Regions from separate parts of the Mus musculus genome. Here region 2 is linked to region 1. Evidence: chromatin loops called from intact Hi-C (ENCODE). Cell type or tissue: gastrocnemius. All regions are shown on one strand. Links, peaks and the distances in the headings refer to the core of each region. The heading gives the core; the rest is flanking DNA.

Region 1 (9,554 bases), core at 437-8,436:
AGTTGTTAACTTCCTGAGTCTTGGAGCCTCCCCTCTCCTCCAGGGACTGTTTCAATACAGAGGAAATTGTTACTCAATACCTCCCCTCTCTTGCCCTTCATAAAGCTTCTAGAGTTTTCCTGTGTCACTCTGCAATTCTTTACCTCACTGGTCTCCTTCATCACCACCCCACCCCCTGTAAGTCTCACTTATCCATGGAGACTGATAAGGTTAGAGGAATCATATGAGGCCACTTTCTGGTTAATATATTAGTTGTTACTTACTGACTCTGATAAAACAGTTTCTTCTTGTGATTTAGGGACACCACATCCTGGGTTTCTAAATGTGTCTGCTCGTTTCTTACCACTAGCCTTGGCTCTGACATGGCATACCATGAGTTTAGGCATTTTCCATCTTGTCCTACCTCCAAAGCATAGTTTAAATAGCCAAAGACAGAGAGCAGTGGGATTGTAGCTCAATGAGTGAAGGGCTGCTTAGCAAGCAGAAAGCTAGTTTCCCAGCATTAGTGTTTCTGTAGCTGCTCTGGTCAGTGTATGCTTCTGAGCTGGCTCTTGGCTAATGCCATGGTTTTGTTCAGCTTTTGAATCCAGGTTTTTTATTAGCAGGACACCTTTTTTCTTTTGCTTAGTTCTCACTTGCTTGTTGGTCCATGACATAAAGCCTGGAGCACTGGCTTCGCTGCTGTTTACATTTCTCCTTCTCATTATAATTTATATTTCAGTGAGTGTGGAGAAATGATGTTCTGCTCAGGGAACGGCAATGTTTGTAACTCTGTTCCTCCCACCCGGGCTGGGGGATTAGAGGAAATGAGCAGGTTCCCTTTTCGGCAATAAAACTTCCCTCTGTCACCAAGGACTTTCACCCAGAATCCAAGACCCGGTTTTAAAAACATCAAGGCTGCAACTTCGTTTGTATAAGTAACGTACAAATGAAATTTCCTTCTTTTAAAATATACAAACGCACAGGAACGTGCCTGTGAGCCCAGATCATGATTCAAACCGCAGATGCTGAACTTTTCAAAGTTCAGGGGAAAGCAGGGCAATTGCTTGGGAGGCACTTGAGGAAGATCTGTCAGGGTGGCTGTGAAGCCTGTTTATTGTGACGATGTCCTAGGGCAGTTACTGGAGGTGAAGCTCCAGTCTTCTGTTATTCCTCCTGGAATAGCAGGGAATTGCTTTGCCATGGTTGCCAACAGCACAGCTCAGACAATAACATTGGCGGCCATCTGTAAAGATTTCCTGCTTGCTCAGCCTGCCATTTGCCTACATATCCTGCAAACTAAGGTCTTCCATAGGAGAGCCATGCCACTAGGAAATTAAGCATCATTGGTTTGTAGATAGGGAACTTTTACCCACGTGCACTACATTTCTTTTCTAAGATCTTTATGAACACAGTTTATTAGCAGTTATCAACTTTTCAAACATTTGTAATCAGTTTTATGTGGTCTCCACTGGAAAACAACATAAAGTCCCATTGGATTCTGGTCTCCGCTTCTAATCACAGGGACTCCAACACGGGTATAGAAGAGTCTTTTGTTGTTGCTTCCTCACTTGCCATGTATTGTGGAACTGTGAAAACGAACACGAAGACTCCACTCTGCTTAGATGATGAGCTACAGGGGAGAGGGTGTGTGTGTCCTGCCTTTCCCAGAAGGCTGTGCTGTGTTGAAATCAGTCTCTCCAGGAACCACTTGTCTCTCTCCAGCCACTGGCTGGAAGAACCACTACGTCTCAAGATCTCTAGGTATAGGGCTTTCCAGAGGAGTCAGTCAAACTTACTTCAGAAACCGAAATCCATTGTGGTCCTGTGTGATGTGTCCGTCACTGAGGTAAGCTGGCGTCTGTGGTGTCTTTCGTGTAGGCAGAGGACAGCATTTGGATGTGAGATAGTCCCTTGTGCTGCAAATAGACACCCACCCAGTTTTTCTCAGAGACCCAAGAGACCCAGTCCTGGAGCCCTCTCGTCTGCAGATCTTTTCTGTTTGGTTTCTACAGTACTGTGGGCAGTATTATGTCATCCTAAATTGAAGCTCTAACTTCCAGTGCTTCAGAATAGACAAACACAGAGAGAGAACATCTTCAGAAAGGTGAAGAAAGAAGGCTCTCCGGGAGATGTGGCTCAGTCTGGCTGCATCTTTATGAGAAAAGGGTATCTGGTTACACAGAGACACCAGGCCCTGTGCACACTCAGAACAGGGGAAGTGCTGTTGCAAGCCAAAGGAGGGGCTCCCAGAAGTCAGCCTTGCGGCCCCCAGAGCATGAGAAAATGCAGAGTTGTTCTTGCTTGTTCATTTTTTAGACAAAATTTTAAAGATTTGATAGATAAAATTCTATTTCAGGTTATCCCAGGATTTGGGAGGTAGAGGCAGAAGGATCATGACTACGTAGCTTGTCAAGCCAGTCTTGGCACATGAGACTGTCAATAAAACTGAGAGAGACAGAGTGTAGACAGGGAAGTTAAGAAGCATTCAGCATGAGGATTGAAATATGGGGACAATCCTGGGGGAGAAGGGCCATTTTCTCTATCTGGGACAGCCTGTATGATCCAGCCAGTTCTCCTGCTGGAAGTCAGTGGCCAGCAGCCCAGAGGAAGAGGCCTCAAGCCATGTGGTGACAGTGGCAGGAGGTGTCACTTACTGACCAAGAGATGGCTTGCTTTTGAAGCAGAAAAAATGACCTTAAGGCTTAGAATTTACATACAGTCCTCTAGGTGGCAGTAGACTTTAGAGCAGCCTTTTGGGGGAATTGTGTATTTATTTACTGGGTAGCTAAAAAGTGGGGATGCAGCATTTTGGAAAGGCTGACATTCCCAAGCTGCCTTTTTCATGTTTCTATGATTTGGTCCTAAATGAGAGGAAACCTTTAACCCAGAGGGAAACCTGGTTTCTGAGCTCTGGCACTTTGGAAACACTCCTGAGGTTCTTGGGGGGAGGGGGGCAGCTGGATGGTAAGACCACCCTATGCACAGCCATCACGTGTCAGGACTTCCTGCAGACCTGCCACCATCTGCCATCTCTAAGGAGGCTCTTCTCACAGGCATGCTGGACTTTGGGAAGTTGGTGCTCAGCTCCCTCTCTCGTGGTCATGAAGTCTGGCTGTGCATCTGCAACTTCTATGTTCAAGGAAAATGCAAATGCAATCATTGCCTTAGAAAATGCTGCCGGAGCCGGGCATACCTTTAATCCCAGCACTTGGGAGGCAGAGGCAGGGGGATTTCTGAGTTCAAGGCCAGCCTGGTCTACAAAATGAGGTCCAGGACAGCCAGGGCTACACAGAGAAACCCTGTCTCGAAAAAACCAACCAACCAACCAACCAACCAACCAACCAACCAAAAACAAACAAACAAACAAACAAAAAACAAGAAAATGCTCAGAAAGTCAAAATGCAAGCAAAGGATGTACCCTTTCCATCTTCCTATTTCCTCCTTACACCTGCAGCCAGTCGGCAGGTTAGTGGCTGACCCAAGGAGCTGACTCCAGAAGATCAGGAGGGGTGAATAGATGTGCTATTCGGGATGTGGGGATGGGACATGGAGAGACTGGACACTGAACAGAGAACAGCCTCTGCAAACTGGGAGCATAGCAAAGCCAGGATACGCCAGGCTGAATGTACTGCGATGGAGAAGGGCTGCTTGCAGGAGACAGTGACAAGTCAGAAACCAGAAGGAGAAAGGACTCTCCAGAGGCCAGAGCTGGGCTCAGCTGAAGGACAGAATCTGTCTTTGACTTCTGCCAGTCCTCATTGCTGAGAGCAGTCTAGTCTAGGCCTCGAGCTATGCCCAGACAGTACTAGGGTGTCTCTGTGCCTCACACCCAAAATGCAGTGGTGAGATTTCAGAGCCTGACTGGGCTGGATTGAAGAGCAGTGGAAGGGAATGGGGCTTTTGGAGACACTCCCTCTATTTTCTAAACATTTGTTTATTGAGTGTGCACGCACAAACATGCAGAAGCCAAAAGAGAACTTTTGGGACTTCTACCATGTGGGTTCTGGGAACTGAATTCAGGTGGTCAGACTTGGTGCAAGCACCTTTACCCACTAAACGAGAAAAATCCCAATGAAACCAGGCAGTCACTCTTGTTCTCAGTCCTTCTCGTTGTAGTTATTAGCACCATGTGTGCAGCTTTTGCACAAGTCCCGTCTCATAGGCAGCACAGGTTTTAATTCTTTGCCTCCTTTGCTTCTGGATCAGCCTTTCAGGATTACCCAGCATCACAGACTAGACTTTCCAAGCCTAAACACCAAGACGAAAACCCCCTAGAGCTCCTCGACCAGAATCGCCTTCCTGGATCACCAGATGCCCAGAATCCACCTCCCACCGACATTCCAGGAAGGCAGACTTTAGAGTTCAATCTCCACATTGTTTAAGGAGCAGAGGAGGTAGAGTGAGGACCCCTGGTGAGAACCTGTCCCTGAAGTATCAGGCCGTTGTCTTCTACTGACCACCAGAGGGCAGTGTTGCACTGTGCGAACGCTAGACTGAGCGCCATGCACCAAGCACTCTAGAGGATTAAAAGTTCAAATTTATCCTTGGCTACTAATCATATTTGAGGCCAGCCTGGGCTACTTGAGACCCTGTCTCAAAACAAAACAAAAAACTGTTGAGAGGGTTGTGAGTTTGATTATGGGCATCATTGTTAGGTCAGTCTCTCTAGGGTCAGACAAGGATGCCTAACCTTCATCCTGTTTTTAGAGGGGCATGTCACAGGCCCTGTGTGGACAGTTTCAGCATAAATTATGATCATCCCTCAGTGCTGGCAAGAGAGTCATCCACGGGCTGGCACTCCACCTCAGGCCTCAAATAAAAATCTGAGTGTACTTTGCCCCTCATAAAAAGTGTGATGTGCACCCCACCATCCCTAAGTAGCTCAGCGTGAATATAATAGCCAAATGTTGCCTAAAAAGTTGTTATGTTGGATTTTCAGAAACTAAAGTATACATATTAAAACATATGCCATTTTGAGGGTTTTTGTTTGTTTTGTTTTGTCTTGTTTTGGTTTTATACAGGGCTCTAACGAAGCCCAGGCTGGCCTCAAACTTGCTGACTATCTAAGGATGGCTTTGAACTTATGATCTTCCTAAACCTTCCTCCTTAGTGTTGGTACTTCAGGTGTGTACTCCATGCTGTTTAAGTGGTGCTGGGGTCAAACCACAAGGCTTGGTGTCTGCTAAGCACACACCCCAACAACTGAGTTCCATCTGCAGTCCCAAATGTGAAATTTTTGATCCTTGGCTAGTTAGGCCTGTAGAATGGAGCCCATAGCAGTGGAGGGCGACTATGGTCAGGTTGGAGGGATGCCCACATCACTCTAGTAATTTAGTTTTAGAGAGTCTGTGGGGTTTTGTTGTTGCTGCTACTATTGTTGGTTTGTTCCTCCGTAAGAAGCTAACTTCAAAGGCTTGCCCATCCCAGCAGGCACTGCTCAGTTCTGGTAAATTCAGACATACTTCTAATGTTTACCCTGCCCCGGACATGGTGTGTTCACTAGTAGCTTTTGTAGCATAGTTTTGCTTTGTTTTTTGTTTTTTTGCTAATGGAGATTGAAATTCTGCCACAGTTCTGTGTAGATGCAACCCCAAACCTGTCAGTCTGCCGGAGACTTTTTGTCCCTGACCTCCTGGCCTCTCAGAGAAGGACACAAACAATGCTTTCCCTCTGGGGGGGATCCATCCTGGGGCAGCGCAGACCCAGGGTGGGTGGCCAGCCGCAGCTTCCCTCTGAAGGGAAGCACGTGCAGTCCTGGCTTCTGTCGACTCAGCTCTGGGAGCACCACCTCCTCTCAGCGAGCTTGGGGGCCTTGGCTGCTGGGGATGACCTGCAGGCCTTATCAGTGTTTATCTTTCAGCAAAATCCCAGAGGTGGCTGATCGTGGTGTCTGGGACTCTGACAGCTTGGAGGGCAGGCAACTATGCTTTTTCCCTTACACTCTCCCGACCCCCCAACTCCCTCACTGTAGCAGGCTCTGCACGATGGCAGAACTAGCCCATGAACTGTTAAGAGGGCTGTGGCTATAGCCACATTTTCTTTCTAAAAACCAGAAATTTTTGGAGGACTGAAGAAATGTCTCATTGGCTAAGAGTGCTTGTTGCTCTTCTAAAAGAACCAGGTTCTGTTCCCAGAACCTATGTCTGGCAGCTCACAACTACCTGTAGTTTCAATTCCAGAGGATTCTACGTCCTATCTGACTTCTGTGAGTAAACATGCATGCTTGTGGACATGCAGTGTAAACAAGAATAAATGAGGTTCAAGCTAGCCACCCTTGTCTAGAACACTCCACAAGCTTTTCCATGGGTTCCAGATGAAGTTCTCTTCTTTGCCCTTGTCCTCTCTTCCCTCTGTGATCCGAATGGACTTTCTGACTTATGTAACTCCCCTATGACTTCAGTGCAAGAAGCTTGGGAGTGTGTGGACATCGCTGAACAAAGGAGACAATCGCACTGAGTATATGCTGGACTTCCACACTTGAGCAACACTGTCCCTCACAGATTCGCTTCCATCAGTCATCCCTCTCCAAGGGCACTGGCCCTGGTGTACTTCAGGGACCTGCACATTTTCACCTTAGGGCCTTTGTATCTGCTTATTATTTTACCTGGAACACTCCTGTCCCAAATTCACATGGCAGCCACTACTTGTCATTCAGGTCTCAGCTCACAGACTCTTAAAAAAACCACTTTTTTCCTGGGTATCCCAGGAGGCGCTGGGTTCTCTCCTACATCACGATTCCATTTCTTTCAGAGCTTGTGCCATTTTCTGAAAAAACTCTTGTTCCCACATTGGACAATTTCTTTACTCCTGATCCTCTGATTCCCAGACCAGCTATGATGTAAGAGACATCAATGTGAACTCTCTCAGTTGCCAGATTTCCCAGGGTTCAAAAGGCATTCGTATGACAGGATCACAGTACTACTTCATCCATTTCTCTCATTCGCTATGGCCAGATGCCTGGCAAGGCTCAACTTACAGGAGGAAGGCTTTATTTTAACCAGCAGCTAGAGAGAATCCCACCGTCAAGCCATAGCTGATCCCTCCACGACCACCTCCTCCAGCCAGGCTTAACCTCCTCAAGGTCCCGCAGCCTTCCAACACAGCACTGCCAACGAAGGGCCAGATTCTGGACCCTATGGGGATCATATTCGGATTCAAGCAACCACATGAACCAAGATAAGCAAGAGGGTGGAGAGATTAACCACAGCTGCTGTCACCCTGAAGCTGCTGTGGGTCCTACTGGTTGGGAGAACAGCATTTTCAGGTGTCCTCACTTGTCTGGAGGTAGGGTCGTAGGACGTGTGATTCAGGAAGGAAGAACAGGAAAGGAGTTGGGGCCAGCACTGTGAGCCACATTGAAGATCCCATTCATCTTGGTCCAGGGAGTGAAGAGCAAGGACTACCTTGCTTTTGTGACAGAGGTGACTGGAGACCATACGGCCAGGGCTAGATCTGAGAAATCAAACCCAGGAGTCAGGAGTGAGCTGTTTCTCCAGCCATTTTTATTTTCCAAGGTCGGTTTGAAGTCATCTATGCTGACGAGGATGACTGTGAACTTTTTACCTTCCTGCCTAAGTGATGGAGTTACGGGTGTATACCACCACACCTGCTGTATTTAGGGCTGAGCCCAACTTAGAGCTCTGTGTTGCTAGGCAAGCATTGCACCAACTGAGCTGCCTCCTGAGCCTAAACAAATGTCTTTTGTTTCTATTCTGGGTCCTGTGTTGTCCCCTGGACCACAACCAGTTCTACTCAGTTCCTTCATTGTTTATATCTAACTGTTGTTACTGTTAGTGGGTGCTGGGGTTTGGACCCAGAGCTTCATGCTTGCTAAGAATATTCTGTTCTACCCAGTTATTGACTCTATTTTTTTTTTTAGCTTAACTTTGTTTTTGTCTGTTTGGTTTAGTTTTTGAAACTTATTTTTTAATGTCGCGACAATATTGTCTCTGATTCCATTTACCATTTGGGAACCCTTACAGGCAGCCTGTGATTTTCTCTTCTCTAAAACTGTTAACACAGGAGAGACAGGGCAATGCTGCTTGGCTGTGATTGGTCTAGCTCCTCCACACCTTCTCTTCTGGGCCAACCTTAGCAGCTAGCAGCTGTTCTTAACCTGGGAGTCAAAAGATCCTTTTATAGGTGTTTCCTAAGACAATTGGAAAACACAGGTATTTACATTATGATTCATAACAGTAGCAAAACTATCATTATAAAGTAGCAACAGAGTAACTTTATGGTTGGGGTCATCACAACATGAAGAACTGTATTAAAAGGTTGCAGCATTAAGGAGACTGAGAATCCCTGGGCTAGAGGATGCTTTTCTATCACTGCCAGTGACTATGTTGCATGCCTACCTGCCTTGCAGGTAGGGCTCATCCTTTGCAGGGCTTCCCACCCATCATTTTCCTTGGGTGCTTTTTTCCCTCTTTATGTGTATGTGTGTGGTATGTGTAGAACAGCCAATTTAAGCTTGTCCCTGACTAGCTCACAAGTGATGAGACTCAGACTGTGGTTATTTTATTTGTCTTTGACAATTCCTAGGGGGTAACCCCTAATCTGCTCTTCTAACTGCTGGCCTGGTTACTTCCCCAGAGGTGTACCCCAAGTACTTGCTGTTTCTCCTGGCCATGTGCTCTTCATCCATCTCCCCTCACGGCAGCGTCCTCTTTCCTCCCATTCTTCTTTCTCGCCCCACCTTGTCCAACCAGGTCACTCCAAACCCCCTATCTCTAATCTCTCTAGTAATTGACTGTAGCCAATTTTATTTAACCAAAAGATTTATTTATTTATTTATTTATTTATTTATTTATTTATTTATTTATTTATTTATATGGTTTTTTCGAGACAGGGTTTCTCTGTGTAGCCCTGGCTGTCCTGGAACGCACTTTGTAGACCAGGCTGGCCTCGAACTCAGAAATCTGCCTGTCTCTGCCTCCCGATTTGCTGGGATTAAAGGCGTGCACCACCACGCCCAGTTTAACCAATAGTTTTAAATCAAAGAACAAAGTTTGCACAACAAAAGCTTGTAAGCCCAGACCTTCCAGTATAGAATTTAGCATTACAATACATAGCAATAGACCAAACCTCAATACATATATATGTATTCGTGTTCAAGTGTGTGTTTACAGGGACCCAGGGTTGATAGTGAGAATTTTTGATTGGTCTTTGAAGTAGGGTCTCTCAGTCAAACCCAGAACTCACAAATGTGGATGGTCTACTTGTCAGCCACTTAGATGATTCCCGTCTCTGCCTTCTGAGGCCAGGATTACAGGCACTCTTATAGACCCTCTGGATTTATGTGGGTTCTGGGGACCTAAACTCTGGTCCTCTCACTAGTGTGGTAAATGCTTCAGCCACCACACCGTGTCCCCAGTCCCAAGTACTGTATTTTGCAATCATTGTATCACGAGTTATATTTAGAAGATTTTTCATAAGATGGGAGTTGGTAGAGGGTTGGAACCGGGCAGCATTCTTAGGAAAGCATCTACACTTACCTTACCTCTGCCACCTGAGGCCACTCTCCACCTGGAATGCTTTGAACTGAAGCCACACCTCCAGGGATGTTTGGT
Region 2 (9,554 bases), core at 653-8,652, 340 kb after region 1:
GCCATTGCAGTTACATATCCTATCTGCTTAGAATGCCCTGGACGGATGCATGCTATGGTTGGCCCTGGGTGTGGTCCCTGAGAACCCCACATTCTTCCTGCTCCCCAGCCCCGGGCCCCTGTCTGAACAGTGATCCCCATTCCTGGATTCCTGGGAGGTTGCCAAACAGGGTCGTTAGGAGCCAGTCTGTCTGGATTTCCCTTCCTAAGTTTCCTGCTATTTAGCTATGTGGCCTCTGGGCAGACTCCTAACCCTGAAGCCTTAGTTTTCTCATCTGTAAAATGGGGCCGATAATTATATCATCCTCACAGAGTCACTGTGGAAATTAAATGAGTTGATACACAGTAGTGGTTGACATGTTGTACTTCCTAAAAGTCATACAACTAGTACTCATAACTGGCCCCATTCCCCTTGGTATTTCAGCATCCATCCGGGAGAGAATGAACAGACATTAGCATCAGTGTCCAACTACTGAGTATCAACCATTAGCTTTTCACAAGGGGTGTGGCTTTGGGGCCAACTCATTTTCAGTTTCCCCATCTGCAAAATGGGTACAGCAGAGCGCATCTTTAAAAATCTTCAAGAGTCTTCTGAGTAAAAAGCACTGGAAAGATGGCATGCATAAGGCATCTGTGGAGGCGGGGAGACCATAGAGGATTTGCTTTGAGAGTTTGCTCCCCATTTAAATACCCTGCTACAGTTACAGTTCAAAGATCCCTACAGCAGTACACCGAGAGTGGGGAATCCCGAGTCCTCTTCTCAGGCTTAGCCCCCGGACCACTCAGCTGAAGATTCTCCAATGTTCCCTGAAGACATTCTTCAGAGCACCTGGGCAAGCTGAGGTCTGGGCAGCTCTGGGAAGAGGGAAGAAAGCTCCTGACAGTGGGGAAGCCCTCAGAAGGAAGTGGGCAGGAACCAATAGAAGAAGCAAGGGAAGGGGCACACTAGAAACCATCCCAGGCAAACCTTAGCAGTCTTCCAGAATCTTCCATGGACGGATGCCAGAAAGTCCAGAAGGGGGAAATCTTAGAGGCCTGCCTGGGTACAGAGCAAAACTGCATCTCTATACCAGATGCTGCCCCGTGGGACATGACCACCATCCTTTCTTCCTCTGTTTCTTCCTATTTCTTTTCTGTGTATGTGTGTGTGTGTGTCTGTGTGTGTCTGTGTGTGTCTGTGTGTTTATGTGTCTGTGTCTGAGTGAGAGTGTATGTGTGTGAGAGTGTGTGAGTGTTTGAGGGTGTATATGTATTGTGTGAATGTGTGAGAGAATGTATGTCTGTGAGTGTGTATATATATGCGTGTGTGTAAGATTATGTCTCTATGCATATGTGAGTGTATGTGTGTAAGAGTGTGTGTGTGAGAGTGTATGTGTGTATGTATATGTGTTTAAGAGTATGTCTGTATATGTATATATATGAGTGTATGTGTGCATGTATGTATGTAAGAGTCTCTGTGTGAATGTGTGTGAGTGTATGTGTATTTATGTGTGTATATGTGTAAGAGTGTGTGTATGTGTGTGAGTGTGTGTATATGTGTATATATGTGAATGTGTATGTATGTATTATGTGTGCTTATGTGTGTTTAAGTGTATGTAGGTGTACACATTCTGGTATAGATGAATGTGTGTATATATTTGTGTGTATGTAAATGTGTATATATGTGTGTGTGTGAATGTGTGCATATATTGTGTGAATGAATGTGTATGTTTATGTGGATGTAAGAGAACAATGTCAAGTGTCAATGCTTAAGTTCCATCCACCTCCTAATTTTTTGAGCAGAATCTCTCTCTGTCCTGGGAGTGACCAAGTAGATGAGGCTGGAAAAGTCCTAGGGATCTGTCTGTTTTCACTTTGCAAGTGCTGAGATTACAATCATGTGACTCCTGGGGATCAAACTCTGGTCCCCATGATCTGTCCCTTTCATGATGAGAAAAAGAAGAGTCACTTCCTTGGGTTGCAGGGGACATTTCTTGCCAGATGTCAGCTCTCACTGAGTTACTTCCCTAGTTGCCGTTTCGTTTTTATTCTTTGACTACATCACAGGAAACATCATGTGAAATCACACACCATAATTCACTGGTAAAGAGATGACCACACTGTGATGTATGTTTATAAAGTCAGACACAGGGTGCTGGGTTTGCCATGGCAACCTCACTCCAAAACCCCAGAGCCCCACCCCAGGCCTTGTCTGTGTGTGCATCTACTTTCCCGGCTTTGAGCCTGAGACCCACTAGTATTTCAGCCTCAAATCCCAAGCTGCAAACAGCAAAACAGGCCCTCCTGATTTAGCTCCACGTCTCACCAAAGGCTGCACATGGGCACCACACACACATCTGCGTCCCCTTATCACAGCTGCATCAACAGAAAAGCACAGTTGAGGGACAGCCTAGGATCGCCCAGTGAGCCCTGTCCCAGCCAAGAATAAGATCTGGGCCTCAGACTCTTGCTCTGCTTCCTTAATGCTCTCTTCCCTTATAAGGTGATTAAATGGTTCTTTTTCTTCTTAAAAAGGGGTGGGGGTGGGAAGTGGGGAGAAGGAGAGTGGAAGGGGCAAAATTAGTTTGAATGCAACTGTTTTGCCCGAGACTTGGAGCACTGTAGTTCTTTTATTCGTTTGGAATGAGTGGGTATACAGAACAGCTTTGTTTTTCAATTCATTAACTTCCCCAGAAAAAGACCATCTTTTCTGTTTATACTAAGGAGCTGGATGTGGAGCCATTACCATGTGTGTGGTGTAAATAAGAAAGGCCACCAATGGAGATCTGTCCCTTTCATGATGAGAAAAAGAAGAGTCACTTCCTTGGGTTGCAGGGGACATTTCTTACCAGATGTCAGCTCTTATTTTTCATTATGAAGAAATAGGTAAATAGCTGCGGTTTTAAATTAGTGCCTTTAATTTGCAGAGCCCAGGCGGGCCCTAAAAGCTGTTCTCAGGACATAAATGCTTTCACGGAGAAAACCTGCATCCAGAAAACCCAAGGAGAGGGGAGCCATTCCCAGAACAAAGTGGGCCGGGGTTATCATGGCACCAGCACACCCATGAAGCCCTGAGCTCAGGGCTGGGTGTCAGCAGTTTGCTGACCACAATAACCACAGCCCCAGAGGGCACCATTACTGCCACTGTGATATTTCAACAGCAAAGGAATGTGGTGTTTGGATCCATCTGTTGCACACAGGCTCGGCAGTGACAGGGACATGAGTAACAGCCCTGGGTTTTCAGATGCCCCTTGACATGTAAGGGCCTTTCAGTGCTGAGTAGCTCTTCTTCCTCCCCTAACTGTAATTTCTGGCAAGTTTTGCAATAAGACGAAAATCCCTGCTCATTGCATCCCTCTAGAATATTCTAAACACAACTCTTAACCACAATGTGTTTGTTATCCATCTCCAGTTACATTTGCATAATTAAAATAGATAGCAGAGAAAACATCTCTGTAACATCAGTGGTATCCTTTGAACTTGTGCTCTGCCCCATCTGCGTTGTTTGATTTGCAAGGAAGTGACAGTTTGTTTCTATCCCAAGCCTGTAGTTTTCACCCAGATCCATCAGTGACCTTAAAGGCACAGACGGGCCAAGTTCTAAGGATGAGGACTGGATAGCAGGTCAGAGAATCGGGCACTTCGTCCAAGGGAAAACCCAAGAAGCTTCCATGAGTCCAATTTTCTTCTTTTTAAAAAAAGACTTATTTGGAGGCCTGGAGAGATGACTCAGTGGTTGGTTCAGAGCACTGTCTGCTGCTTTCAGAGGTCCTGAGTTCAATTCCCAGCAACCACACAGTGGTTGACAACCATCTGTAAAAGGATCTGATGCCCTCTTCTGGCATGTAGGTACATATGCAGATAGAACATGCATGTTCAATAAATAAACAAATAAATAAATAAATAAATAAATAAGAAAAATGTTTAGTAAAAATAAGACTTGTTTTAACATTTGTGTGTGTGCGTGTGCATGTGTCCACTGATACATATGAGTACAGGTGCCTGCAGAGGCCAGAAGAGGGAATCAAATGCCCTGGAGTTGGACTTACAGGGGTTGTGAGCCACCTGAACTGGATGCTTGAGAACTGAACTCTGGTAGTCTGGAAAAGCAGCACTTGCTCTAACCCCTGAGCCATCTCTCCAGCCCCATTTTAAACTTCTTTCTGAAAAATTTCGAGGGTCCAAGCTGAGCTATGGCCCTTTTTGTACTCTGGAACTTTGAAGTTTGACCCATGTGGGCTCTGCTGTCCTTGGCTTCCTGCCCTCCTGCCTGGTATGCCACTACTGGCCTCCATAAGAGGTGCTGCTGCAGCCCAGCAGGCAGGAATGTTCTCTACCCACCTGTCCCCAGGCCAGCCTCACCCCTTCCCTGGAATCAGTCCATGTTGGTGCCAGTGTGGAAACAGATGGAAAGGCAAATGATGGGACAACGTCTCTGGCCTCTTAGCCTGGTCACACAGTGCTGAGGATCCAGTGCAGTACTGACCCTGGAGACACACTCTCTCTCTTTCTTGTTCTTACTTCTTTCCTGTGCTAGGATGTGCTTCGTGAGAACCTCGATGCTCCCAAGAGCATACTATTTGTCCCATGTGTTCTGAGAAGTTGCCACTAGGTCTGAGAGAAGGGCACTTAAGCAGTGCCTACGGCTGGGCAGAGGCAGGAAGAGTACCCTCCCAGCCTGCCTCTCCTCCTAACTCCACTCCTTGGGCCTCATCACTATTAGATCTATTTTCCTCCCAAACACATTGTGATGGCTATTCTTGGTTGTCAACTTGACTGCATCTGGAATTAACTAAAACCCCCAAAAATGGGGCACAGAGTGAGGGAATTTTGCTTAATATAAAATGGAAAGATCCACTTCTAATTTGGACCTTTGAGGTGGGAGGACTTAGCTCTAATCTGGGACACATCTTCTGCTGGAAGCATGTATAAGGACATGGGAGAGGAAAGCTTTTGTTCTTTGCTTGCTTGCTCTTGCCTTGCTAGACAGTCCATTTCTTCACTGGCATTAGAGCCTGCTTTTTCAGGATCACAGCACATACTGAAGACCAGTGGAGACAGCCAGCCTCGTGGACTGAGTAATTATTGCATCCTTGGACCTTCTATTCATAGGCAGCCATTGTTGGATTATTTCCTATCTCTCTAAGAGAGAGAGAGAGAGAGAGAGAGAGAGAGAGAGAGAGAGAGAGAGAGAGAGAGAGAGAGAGAAAGTACAAGTTCTGTTACTCTAGAGAACTCTGACTAATAAATAAACAGGTCCATCCACCATTCACACACAGTCCAAATGAACAAGGAAGTGGAGTTTTCCTCTCCATTCACACCTGGATAAGAACCTTATTATCCTGAAAGTGACACCCTGACTTTATCAGGGGCCCTAGGAAAAACACAGATGTCAGGGCTTTGGATCATTGGTATTTAAGGATACTGGGTTTATTACTGAACATATATGATAACAATAATAAAAATGATCACAATATTTATTAAATATTGACCACGTCAAGTTTTCAAGGCATGCTGGCTCTTGTCCAGAAAAATAGCATGGTGTAGGAGACCATACATAATGGGCACAGACATTAAACAGTTTTCCTGGGTCATCCTCTGCCTGACAACCTGTTACCAGAGATGATACTGATGTCCTAGTGGGGCCCACACAGCATTTCCTGTTGGAAAATCCTGATGTAGATTCCCCTCACAATTCTCTATTGGAAGTTTTCAAAATCTTTAACCCAGCAGCTCTCCCCTTTGGAGCTTTCCCAAGCCAAATAGTTGGAAGTGCGGTGAATGGATGCATACACAGTTCTCACACGGCTTGGTTTCTGTGCGGGTTGAAGGCCAAGGACTCAGAATGACCAGAACACCCAACAACAGGGCACTAATCTAGTGTCTGATGTGGACTTGTCTTAGTCAGGGTTACTATTGCTGTGATGGACCACCATGACCAATGAAACGTGGGGGGAAAGGGTTTATTCAGTCTATACTCCTGCATCACTCATCATCATCAAAGGAAGTCAGGACAGGAACTCAAATAGGCCAAGAACCTGGAGGCAGACGCAGACGGAGGTCATGGAGGGGTGCTGCTTACTGGCTTGTTCATAGTAGCTTGCTCAGTCTGCTTTCTTATAGCACCAAAGACACCAACCCAAGGGTGGCCCCACCCACAATGGGCTAGGCTCTCCCCCATTAATCACTAATTAAGAAATGCCCCACAGGCTTGCCTACAGCCTGATCTTATGGAGGCATTTTCTTAATTGATGTTTCTTCCTCTCAGATGACTTTGGCTTGTGTCCAGTTGACCTAAAACTATCTAACACAGGACTATTGCATAGCTATTAACTCCTCTGGTATAGGACATGCTAAGTGAGATAACATTTAGGGTGCGTTGCTAGACCAATGCACCCAATTCTGAAGCAAATTTTCAGAATCTCACAGGGCCCCGCCCATAGATGAGAAGCTGCTAAAGAAAAGTCTTCTCCGGACTGAGCTCCCTGATTGGAGGTCATCCAATCCCAAGGAGTCGGTCCTAAATACAGGTACACATGTGCAACTGTAAAAGGACTCCGCAAGTTATTTACACACTTATTTATTTATACATTTATATATACACAAGGGAGTAATAATAACAGAAAGACGACATCATGAATTTGAGAGGGAATAGGGGGCACAGGAAGAGCCAGAATGCAGAGGAAAGGAAGGGAATGATGTAAATATAGTATTTGTGTAATGAAATTCTTACAATTAAATTTAAGCTTTAAAAAATGTGAGGTCCAACTGATAGGAAAAAAAAGGAGAAATTTGAGAAGAATTGAGCAAAGGGAGCAAAGGAGTAGGGAGAAGAGGGAGGAGGGGGGGAGGAGAAGAGGGAGGAGGGGGGAGGAGGGGGAGGAGAAGAGGGAGGAGGGGGGAGGAGAAGAGGGAGGAGGGAGAGGAGAAGAGGGAGGAGGGGGGAGGAGAAGAGGGAGGGGGGGAGGAGAAAAGGGAGGGGGAAGAAGAAGAGGGAGGGGGGGGAGGAGAAGAGGGAGGGGGGAGATGAGAAGGGAAAATAGAGGAGCCAATCTGGGCTGCTGCAAGAGAGCTGGACTTTGGCAATTCTCTATCTTGAGATCTTAAACTCTTTAAAGAGAGCTGATCCTCTAGCACTTTACCCTCGAATCCCTGACACAACGGTGTTGACAGCACCTGGGAGATGTAGACAGACTCTCAGGCCTATTCCAATCCACTGGGTCATAGTCAGCACAGATACCTCTGACACTCTCTCTCTCTCTCTCTCTCTCTCTTTATCTCTCTCTCTCTCTCTTTATCTCTCTCTCTCTCTTTATCTCTCTCTCTCTCTCTTTATCTCTCTCTCTCTCTTTCTCTCTCTCTCTCTCTCTCTCTCTCTCTCTCTCTCTGTGTGTGTGTGTGTGTGTGTGTGTGTGTGTGTGTGGTGTTTTATAAGCTCTGCCTGGCATGTTGTCCAAAGACGTGGCCAACACTTCTAGGATTATGCAATATATTCTGAACCTGTCTCCTGTCTCTCTCTAGTGACCCCTAGTGGGAAAGCAAAACAGCACCAAACTCCATAGAGGGACAACAAAGTCTGATCCCCACACTAAACCAACCAACAACTCCCCATCCTTTGGTCAGTTGAATCCATACAGGTCCCAAGTGCTTGGGAGATTAGACTCGTAGTACTCATCTTTCTCTGGAGATGCTGTTAGGATTCAAAGACAACATTCCCGAATGGAGCTATTCCACACACAGCTTACTTGGCATCTCTCAGAGACACATCCAAGATGACCTATTAGTCATACTGTCAAGTTGCCCTTCATAGTCCACCTCTTGGATGATCCCTTGGTATGAAGACTGTTGTTTTAAGTTGTTTCTTTAGAGGAAAATCAGTGTTCCAATTTATACTGTGGTTTGAGTTTTGTGAGGAAATAGAAAAGCTCAGATGGTACTCTACAAGGGAAAGAATTCTATAAGCATTGCCCTTGTTGTAGGACTTCTTGGAGTTTGTGAAATTAAGGTGCTTTGTGGATCTCTCAAGTTGGTCTCATGGTGCATCTGCACACACACTTACACAGAGGCACACACCCTCACACACACATGTAGATCCTCAGCTCTGGGAAGCATTTCACTTCAGCCATTGTCCTCAGAGAAGTGTCCACATCCTCTGGTTCTTCGTTCTCAGGCTGTTGCTTTAGAGATGCGATAGTGTTTTGGTTTTGGTTTTCTGTTGTTTGCTTGGTTGGTTGGGTTTTGTTCTTCTTGTTGTTGTTGCTGCTGAGGTGGTAGTGATAATGGTGAGATAAGATGTTGCTATATAGCCCAGTTAGCCTCATACTCTTCATCCTCCTGTCTCAACCTCCAAATGTCGTTTCTTGGCACTCTGTTGCTCTTTGAAAGTATCTGCTGAAGCTGGAGTTGCCTCTCACTCTTACCAACCTTGATCATAGCCAGTGATTCAGCTGCCATTCTGTACTCTATAAATTAATGCAAAAGAGTAATACAAAATCTAATAAAAACTAATAAAAATTAATAAAGTATAATAAAAATTAATACAAAATCAATTAATATAATAATTAAGTGTTATGGATTAATACAATAAGGGGTGGAGATAAGGAATAAAAGAAGAGGAAAATTAAGAGAAAAGAGAGAGAATGAGATGAGAATTTTGCATGGTTTGGAAGCTGGGGCTTGAAAATAGAGAGCCAAACAGAGGGCTGGAAATCTAACTCCCTTGGAAAGGTGCTTGTCTAGCATGCATAAGGTCCTAAATTCAATTCCCAGTGCTACACAAACTGGGCATGGTGGCGCATATCTAGGATCCCAGCACCTAAGAGGTAGAGACAGAATGATTGGAAGTTTAGGGTACCCTTAGCTACTGAGTAGAGACCCCCATCTTCCCTGACACTCCATCTCAAATGTGAGCTTATGTGAACTGGACAGAACACAGCAGTCCTCTCACAGAAACAGACAAACAAAACAAACGCCCCTACCCCACCCCAACCCCACCCCCACCCCCAGGCACAAAGCACCTGCCTTTCAGATCATGGAAGGCTACAGTCATGCCAATACCCAGCTCTTACAGCTAATTCTAACATGGACACACTTAGGAGAGTAGGGCAAATGTCATTGATAGTAGACTACTCCACCCCTATACCAGGGCACTGTGAACTCGCAAAGGTGGTAGTTTCAGAGAGCCAAGAACCCACAAACTAATACCAACTTTTCTACCTTCCCAAGGCAAGAGCACCAGGGTACCCAGGCAACATTCCCTGCAAACTCTGCCTCACTCAACTGCACCAGGAATGCCGGTGACTTATCTACATGTTCCATTTTCATTTTTAGGCTCTTGCTTCTCTGGCACCACTCACAACCATGTATCAGAGTCTGGTAATATTTCAAATCCACTGAGTCTGCCGCTTGGCCTATGGTGGCACAGTTCATCGTGCAGTAGAAGGTTCTCTCACTTCTTGTTGGCCAGGAAGTAAAGGAGAGAGAAAAAAGGGCTAGGGTCCCTACATCTCCTTCAGGGGCACATCCCCAGGGAGTTGATTTCCTCCCACTAGGCTCTGCCTTCTGAATGTTGTGCTG

Evidence for each region. A loop is a pair of places that touch in the nucleus more often than their neighbours do. Peaks named below come from ENCODE experiments on the same cell type or tissue, not always from the same donor. Only the 100,000 strongest peaks of a DNase experiment are listed, where the experiment ranks them.
Region 2: a loop joins it to region 1, with 2.5 times the contacts of the local background. A loop is called at or near these places in 21 of 42 quality-filtered maps.

The regions. Positions count from the first base shown.
Region 1 is chr13:64,031,425-64,040,978 of GRCm38, reverse strand. No RefSeq gene overlaps it. Among named protein-coding and RNA genes, the nearest start is that of Gm30999, 20 kb to the left of the region's middle. In gastrocnemius, for the core only: CTCF peaks have their summits at 2,719 (motif pointing right) and 4,436 (motif pointing right); DNase peaks (open chromatin) are centred at 2,592 and 4,438.
Region 2 is chr13:63,694,552-63,704,105 of GRCm38, reverse strand. The region is part of intron 4 of 1700024I08Rik (RIKEN cDNA 1700024I08 gene); the gene reads left to right. Among named protein-coding and RNA genes, the nearest start is that of 1700024I08Rik, 35 kb to the left of the region's middle. In gastrocnemius, for the core only: a CTCF peak has its summit at 7,504 (motif pointing left); DNase peaks (open chromatin) are centred at 1,029, 4,281 and 7,490; H3K27ac peaks cover 394 bases.